Linked DNA regions of Mus musculus: all the other regions are linked to region 3. A link is a loop called in an ENCODE intact Hi-C map of the cell type or tissue named here. Cell type or tissue: left cerebral cortex. All regions are shown on one strand.

Region 1 (2,500 bases), 97 kb before region 3:
TATTTAAAAAGGATCATTATTAAAGCATAGATTCCTTTATAATCCTGAGCTAATACGCCTACACTAAGGCCATGGTCAAGGTGCTGTGTTGTAGGCCATTTCTTTGGGTGGATAGAAAGAAGAGGTTATTGTGACTTGATATCATGGAAAGATTCGAGATCTGAATTAGTAGCATAACTAATACTTTAGTGTCTTTTGACATGGATATTTCTCAGCAGAGTATGCAAAGAATGCATCAGTTGTAAGGAGCCATTCAGAATACATTGTAATATTGATGGAACGCAAAGGAGAAGGCTTGTGCAGGTTGGAAGTGTAAAGTATTTAGACCAGGACAAAGGTCTTGCAGAAGGTTGATTTGCATGTTGTCTTCACTTAGCTTTTATTTGAAAACTCACTTGTGTGTAATTAATGTTTAAATGTATCCATCTTTTATAACACTTCAGCTGGTACTTATAACATTTCAAGGTTTCTGCACTTTGCTGTAGTAGATTAGTAAGTTTCCAGAAACAGGCTAAAGGGCAGCTTTCGAGTGGGAGTTTGGGTAGCATAGTTTTGATTCTCTAGCCTAGATTCTCTGAATATCATGGAAAGGCCAGACACAATTCTAAGAAGAAGGTGTCTGTGAGGTCTTCAATGATTTCTTTGCTTTTCCACATACTGACATATGAACTTAGCCTAAACCAACGCTTTAAAAGACAGCCATTTTAATTGGTTAACCAAAAAAAAAAAAAAAAAAAAAGTGAACAGTTGTCTCTAATGTCCTCCTTCCTTGGCTGTATAACTAGGTTAATTATAATCTCAGGTGTATGGTTTTTGATGTTGCTGCTGCTTTCAAACTGTGGAAAGGTGTAATTTAGTGCTGTTACCATTGCTTAAGCTCTGATACCGTGTCTACTCCCTGGAAGAATATGTTTGTGTTCTTACATTTTTAATAGTGAATATGCTATTAATGTTAACACTAGTGGCATCCTTGAGGCCTGGGAAGTACATGCCCAATTATATAAGACAGTATCACATGAATGGCTGGCAAGTCTGTACTGAAATGCTGACTAACATGAGGCCTTCTGTAAGTTCTGGTGGTTTTCCAGTAATAACAAAACTTTGCTTCCTTACCATCTGAACCTCCCACATCTTAGTGCTTATTAGGTCTGGATGTTGTGCTGGGTGGGGCTCTGTAACTTCTCCCAAGAGCTCTGAAGGCAAGGTATTTGTCTGCAGGTAAAGAGGCCGAAGGTTCCCGCAGTGCTGGCCTCGGAAGTGGGTGTTTCAGGTCTCTGTGTGTGTGTGTGTGTGTGTGTGTGTGTGTTTCCAGCACTTGCTCTCCTTCCTTCCCCTCCCTCTTCTCCTTCTCTATCTTGTTTTTTCCTTCTCAGTTACTTTATTAAAATTGTCTCCCTGGAGGTATTTAAAGTTGATGCAGATCTGGTTTTCTGCCATTTTTAGCCAACTGCATAGATGAGATTAAAAAAAAAAAAGAATTCAATTAATTGGTTTTGAAGATGCGGTCTTAAAAAATAAAACAAAAACAGAAAATAACGACTATGCTGATGAGGATGTGGGAAAAGGCAAGCCCTGCTGTGGTTTATGGTGTTTTGAAATGGCTGCATGGCTGAGCTACCATGGAAAGTTCTATGGCAGTTCCTCAAAGCATAAAAGATAGAAGTACACGTGACCCAGCCATGCCACCCCTGGTTAGACGGCCCACCCATGTTCTCAGCAACATTATTTATGATTGCTAAGACTCGAAAGAAACCTCAATATTTACTGATAAGTGAACGGAGAAATAGAATACTCTCTACACACAAATCAGAATGTGTTTATTTTGCTTTTAAAAGAAGGAAATTGGGGTTGGGGAGTTGCCCCAGTTAGTAAAGAGCTTGCCATGCATGCATGAGGACATGGTTTAGACCCTCAGCACCCACATAAAAGATCTGGGTGTTAGTGGCCTGGGTAGCTGCTGAGGGCGGTGGGTGGGTCAGTGGCCTGCTATGCTCACGAGTCTTGTATGTATTGGTGACCCTGGTTACCTGAAGCCCATGGTCTGAGCTGCTGCCTAAAGGCATGTTAATGTACATGGGTGCTGGAGAGCTGGCCCACCCCTTCTACAGGTGAGCTGGCCCCACTCAGGCTACTGCCTGGCTCACCTCTGCCAATGGCTTCTGGTGTAGATATATGTGGAGAAAGACTAATCCTCTGGGGCAGGTGTTGGGGAGTGATGGCCGTGTGTGTGTGTGTGTGTGTGTGTGTGTGTGTGTGTGTATTTATACACACACACACAGCTCTATTCATACACATATACTACACATATTTACAAATAAATAGTAAAGGGATTTCAACTCATGGTTTAACATATATGACTTTAAAGCCATTTTGCTAATTAAAACAAGCCCACCAAAAAGGAACAAAAAAGGTTTTTATCCACTTACTTCAGCCCCTAAAAACTTCCCATAGAATGGTGATTTATTGATGTACAGGGGTTGGGGGTTAGGTAACGGGGAAC
Region 2 (2,500 bases), 320 kb before region 3:
CTTCATTTCTTGTGCGTGAGATTGGCAGGGGACACACTTAGCAACTTCATAAAGCAGTGTTAAGTGCCCAGTGTACAGGATGCTCGGCACACAGAAAGCGTTACCGTTTGCCGCAACAGCTAAAACATTTTCCGAAGGAAAACTCACCACTCTAGAAAAGCCACAAATCTGGATACTGGGCCTGACTAGTTCACCACTATATAAGGGTGATGAAGGGGACACACTCTTGGCTTCTTCACCTGTGAAATGAGGATTCCACTACTTGTGCCCCGAAATCCCGAAGCCGTATAATAATGGAATAAGTAGGTGAGGTAATATACATGTGACTACGGACCACAGCTACAACAAGGGAAACTACAGCAAACACAAGAACGAAACAGGGTACCCTAACCCTAAGTAAGGCTTAAAGAGGCTTTGAGGAGCAGCTTCCTAAAAAATCCTTGTAAATGTCGAAACACAGGAAAAGATGTTGTTAACAACAACAACAACAAAAAAGCCAAAAGTCCTGTGATCCCAGCCCTCAGGAGGCAGAGGCAGGTGGATCTCTGTGAAGCCAGCATAGCCTACAAAGCGAGTCCAGGACAACCAGGGCTGAGAAACCCTGTGTCAAAAAAACAAAACAACAAAACTCCCAATTCTCACAAGCAGTTTGGGAGGAAGAAAGTTCTATATTATTAAGTGCGCCCAGGTGTTAAACTACTTGCCAGGAAGGGAAAAGAAGCTAGGTTGGCACTCGGGGGGATAACGCGATTTGGGAATGTGGAATGTAAAACGAGAAGCGATACTTTCTTTCCCCTCCTTCTAGCTGGGTCTCCAGCGTCCCCTACTGCACTCTTGCGCAGAAAATGCTAGGAATTCACACCTGATGAGTGAATGGACAAGCGTATTACTAAAACAACAGAGACAACCAAGTCCACATCCTGGGTCCCGAGAACGCAAGCGGGAAAGGGAGGTGACAAAAAGGGACACGAGGGGAGGCTGGATGAGGGAGTCCGCAGTCTAGGGAAGGCGGAGCGCGCTGTCACCTGAGACGTCGGGAGGTGGCAGTCCTGGGTGGTAATGCTGCCACAACCCCTGGAGGAAGGCGGCGCTGCTGTCCACACAGCGGTGCTTGGAGCTGGTGATCAGCCGCAGGCGGTCGTAGTTCTCCCGGCTGAAGAGGTCTGGGAAGAGGGCAGCCAGACGCAGGGCCAGCTGTCGCATGTCCTGCCGCCCCTTCTCCACCAGCTGCCCGTCCATCCAGTCACCGTACCACAGCGGCCACTCGGCCAGCGCGGCGGCCACTTGGCTCCCGCCATCCCGGGACTCGCGGGTCTGCAGCAGCCCCTGCAGCTGCTTCAGCTTGCGGATCTGCTTGGTCGTAGGGTAGCGGGTGCCGTGACGGATGAGGGCGACCAGCTGCACCGGGGTGCAGGTCCCCGCCAGCAGCTCCGGGTCCCGCCGCGGCGCCACCGGATCGACCAGCAGCCAGGGGTTGGCATCTTCGTAGCGTGTCTTCGTGCCGAAGTAGGGGCTGAGCACCGAAGCCACCGGGTCGCCGCGCCCCGGGAGAGAGCAGCGCGCGAACGACGAGAGCAGCGCCGCAGCCAGGACCGCGGCGGGCGCTACCGAGGCCGGGAGGTGGCTGCGCGCGCCGCGAAGCATCGTGCCCGGGGGCCCCGCGGAGGGCGGCGCGCCGCTTGCCGACCCCCACTTCCGGATCCGCCGGCGGGGGCGGGAGCAGAGCGCACTTCCGGCCCGGGAACCTCAGAAGGCAAGCGTGGTCTCCGGTGCTGTCACCGAGCGAGTGTGGCCGATCGTCTCGGAGCTTCGGTGTGGACAAGTGGAGAGGCGGAAACCTCCGACGAGCGTGTGACACCGGGCGCAGGTGGAGCCGGCGTCAGTTGACCCGGAGCGTGGGCGACTGTCCGGCAGCTTGGCGCCTCAGGAACCGATTCAAAGATTCCTGAGCTGTTTAGGTTTTTCGGTGTGGTAAAAGAGCACACATGAATCCTTTCCTTTTTCTAGTAGGTAGCCCGGCTTCTACCAAAAGAGAAGCTATAGGAGATGGCTTTTGTCCCTTACGGTGTGTTTTCAACATGTGGCCCCTGAACGATCAGTCTCAAGATCCCTCGAGAAAGAACGTCTGTGGCCTTTGCTTACAAGATACCTCCTGAAGCACACGCCCTCCCCCGACCCTCTTGTTAAGAGTTTGAAAATAAGCAGGACACCTCAGAGCCATGAATTTAGAAAGGGGCTTATTCCTTCAGAAATTTAAGCCCTGGGCTTCAATTTAAGTATGATTTTAATGTAGGCTAGAGCTGACACACCACCTCAAGATTGTAAGCTTGTTTATGCCAAAGGCCATTGAGAGAATAGAAACAGCCGTCCTTATAATTTGAGCACACTGAATCATGGCCTCACAGATGCACTCCATTATTAAATATGACCTCATCACTGTATGGAGGAAACACCCATATTCTCCCATGTAGTTAGATATGCAAATCAGTTGAGATTTTAA
Region 3 (2,500 bases):
CTTGAGATAGTATCTATTTAAAATTATTTTAGCATACTTTTTGTTAACGAGTTTGACAGTTTCTATGTTTATAATTTAATTGTAATTTGGTAATCACCATTGATGGTCTCATTTCATTGTACTGAGATAAAGCTTACTAAAGTTTTATACACGACAAGGATGAATTTCCAATGAACCTCTTAGGGCTAATCTCTCTAGGAAATGATGGTCTCTGTCATTTAGGCTTTTTATACTTCCTTGGGGTCCTAGAAATGGTCTTGTGAGATTGCAGGATAGCTCGGCTATATAACAAGAACTGTATTGCTAATGACATGTACGTTAAAATCATAAAGGGACTGGGAAGAGAGTGTCAGTTGATGGCCCAGGAAACAGAGCTTGTAAGTCTTGCAGTTTTACTACCTGGTTGAACTCCTGTTGGGGAGGAATGAACACTCCGTGTCCTTTAAAACCTGGTGGCTTAAGATATAAGATACAATTTCCTAAACACATGAAACTCAAGAAAAATGAAGACTGAAGTGTGAACACTATGCCCCTCCTTAGAAGTGGGAACAAAACACCCTTGGAAGGAGTTACAGAGACAAAGTTTGGAGCTGAGATAAAAGGATGGACCATGTAGACACTAGCATATCCGGGGATCCATCCCATAATCAGCTTCCAAATGCTGACACCATTGCATACACTAGCAAGATTATGCTGAAAGGACCCTGATATAGCTGTCTCTTGTCAGAGTATGCCTGGGCCTAGCAAACATAGAAGTGGATGCTCACAGTCTGCTATTGGATGGATCACATGGCCCCCAATGAAGGAGCTAGAGAAAGTACCAAAGAAGCTAAAGGGATCTGCAACCCTATAGGTGGAACAACATTATGAACTAACCAGTACCCCGGAGCTCTTGACTCTAGCTGCATATGCATCAAAAGATGGCCTAGTCGGCCATCACTGGAAAGAGAGGCCCATTGGACACGCAAACTTTATATGCCCCAGTACAGGGGAACGCCAGGGCCATAAAAGGGGAGTGGGTGGGTAAGGGAGAGGGGGTGGGTGGCTATGGGGGACTTTTGGTATAGCATTGCAAATGTAAATGAGCGAAATACCTAATAAAAAATGGAAAAAAAAAAAAAAAAAAAAAAACCTGGTGGCTCCTGGGGCAGCCTGTCATCTCATTACTGCTATGCTGCCCCCTGGTGGCTCATACCTTAGCTCAAAGGCAGTCTCTTGGCAACCTGATTTCTGTGCTGTGGGGAGACTTTGCATCATGCGAAAGGATCTCAGCTGAACTTGGAGCTTATTTGTCTCTGTTTTTGTTTCTAAAAACTGTTAAAAAGGGGTTCAGAAAAATGGGCATTAGATGGTTTTGATTTCCAGATTTTAGAACCAAAGAGTCCCAGCTAATAGGAGAGAACCAATGAATGGTTGCTTATTTTTAGGAGTTGGCACACTTGCTGCCTGGAAAGGCCCCAGAGCTGGTGCTGTGTAGGTGTGCAGAGGGAGAGGTCTGTTCTTGCTTTCCCTGAAGTCCTTCATCCCGTTTGACCACGAAGTGAAGAGGAGGGGCAAGCTGGACACGGTGCTTCCGTGGTGCCATGGGTGCCCACAGCATGCCCTGAAGAGCCGTTCATTCAGAAGTCCCCTTAAATGGTCCCTGGTCTGTAAATAGTTTGAGCTTAACTAGCTATCAAAGAAGCACGAGAAGGGTATTTTGGGAGAGATGCTTAAGCTTGATTTCTTCTATCTGGGCCTGTGAGCTGCTGCTAATTTTAAACCTGGTGTCAGTCCCCAGGGTCATGTTCCCTAAATGAGGTTCTTTGTTGGCTTCCGTGGGTCAAGTTAAGTGTGGTGTGGTAGACTTTCCTCAGTGAAATGGAAGAGTTTCAAATAACCAACCAGTAGGTATTTTTGTTCCTCAGTAGACTAGGGAAACTTACTTTGTACACATAGGATATAAAGGATTTTATATTAATTAGAAAATTATTCTCCGCCTGCCTGCATCACCTTTTGACACATGGTAGTCTTCAGCAGAAAGAGTCAAAGTGTGCTTTGAGATAGCTGCTTTTACTGTTTGTGGCAAATGAGCTAATTATGGCACCAGATTTCCAAAGTTCATAGGTCATTTACAGCCATACTTCAGAGTCAAAACAATATATTTGAAGAAAGAAACGTTCTTTAAAGAAAAGTATTTTATAAATCAAACATTTAATCTCTAAGGACATTTTGATATTGTGTGAGAGAAGGTGGGGGGAGGATATATTTGACATCACCTTAGGGAATCCAGAGGGATCCTTATCGGATGGAAGATAATTGTTAATTACCTGTAACATTATTCTCACTGTTTATCCCTCATTGAAGGGGCACCACTGCCTGTTACAGGGTAGCAGTAGGATGTAAGCTCACAGCTTGGCTTGTGGATGTCGGTAACACAGAGCGAGTGTGAATGTTCTGATTGTGGTACAGGAGGGGTCAAGGCAGGGCCTGAATGTTGACTGGAGTGATGTGGAGGAAA

Evidence for each region. Peaks named below come from ENCODE experiments on the same cell type or tissue, not always from the same donor. Only the 100,000 strongest peaks of a DNase experiment are listed, where the experiment ranks them.
Region 1: it touches region 3 in a loop (2.0-fold over the local background); 3 of 42 quality-filtered maps call a loop at or near these places.
Region 2: it touches region 3 in a loop (2.7-fold over the local background); 4 of 42 quality-filtered maps call a loop at or near these places.

What each region holds. Positions count from the first base shown.
Region 1 is chr19:32,265,728-32,268,227 of GRCm38, reverse strand. All of the region lies in intron 3 of Sgms1 (sphingomyelin synthase 1), which reads left to right. Among named protein-coding and RNA genes, the nearest start is that of Sgms1, 120 kb to the left of the region's middle. In left cerebral cortex, no CTCF peak of the experiment used is centred here; a DNase peak (open chromatin) is centred at 1,094; H3K27ac peaks cover 1,385 bases.
Region 2 is chr19:32,485,085-32,487,584 of GRCm38, reverse strand. Minpp1 (multiple inositol polyphosphate histidine phosphatase 1) reads right to left here and starts at 1,816. Exons shown (of 5, transcript NM_010799.2): 1 at 1,026-1,816. The coding sequence starts at 1,644. In left cerebral cortex, a CTCF peak has its summit at 1,066; DNase peaks (open chromatin) are centred at 1,045, 1,336 and 1,713; H3K4me3 peaks cover 2,500 bases; H3K27ac peaks cover 1,217 bases.
Region 3 is chr19:32,169,042-32,171,541 of GRCm38, reverse strand. The region is part of intron 5 of Sgms1 (sphingomyelin synthase 1); the gene reads left to right. Among named protein-coding and RNA genes, the nearest start is that of Asah2, 67 kb to the right of the region's middle. In left cerebral cortex, a CTCF peak has its summit at 1,201 (motif pointing left); DNase peaks (open chromatin) are centred at 1,211 and 1,426; H3K27ac peaks cover 737 bases.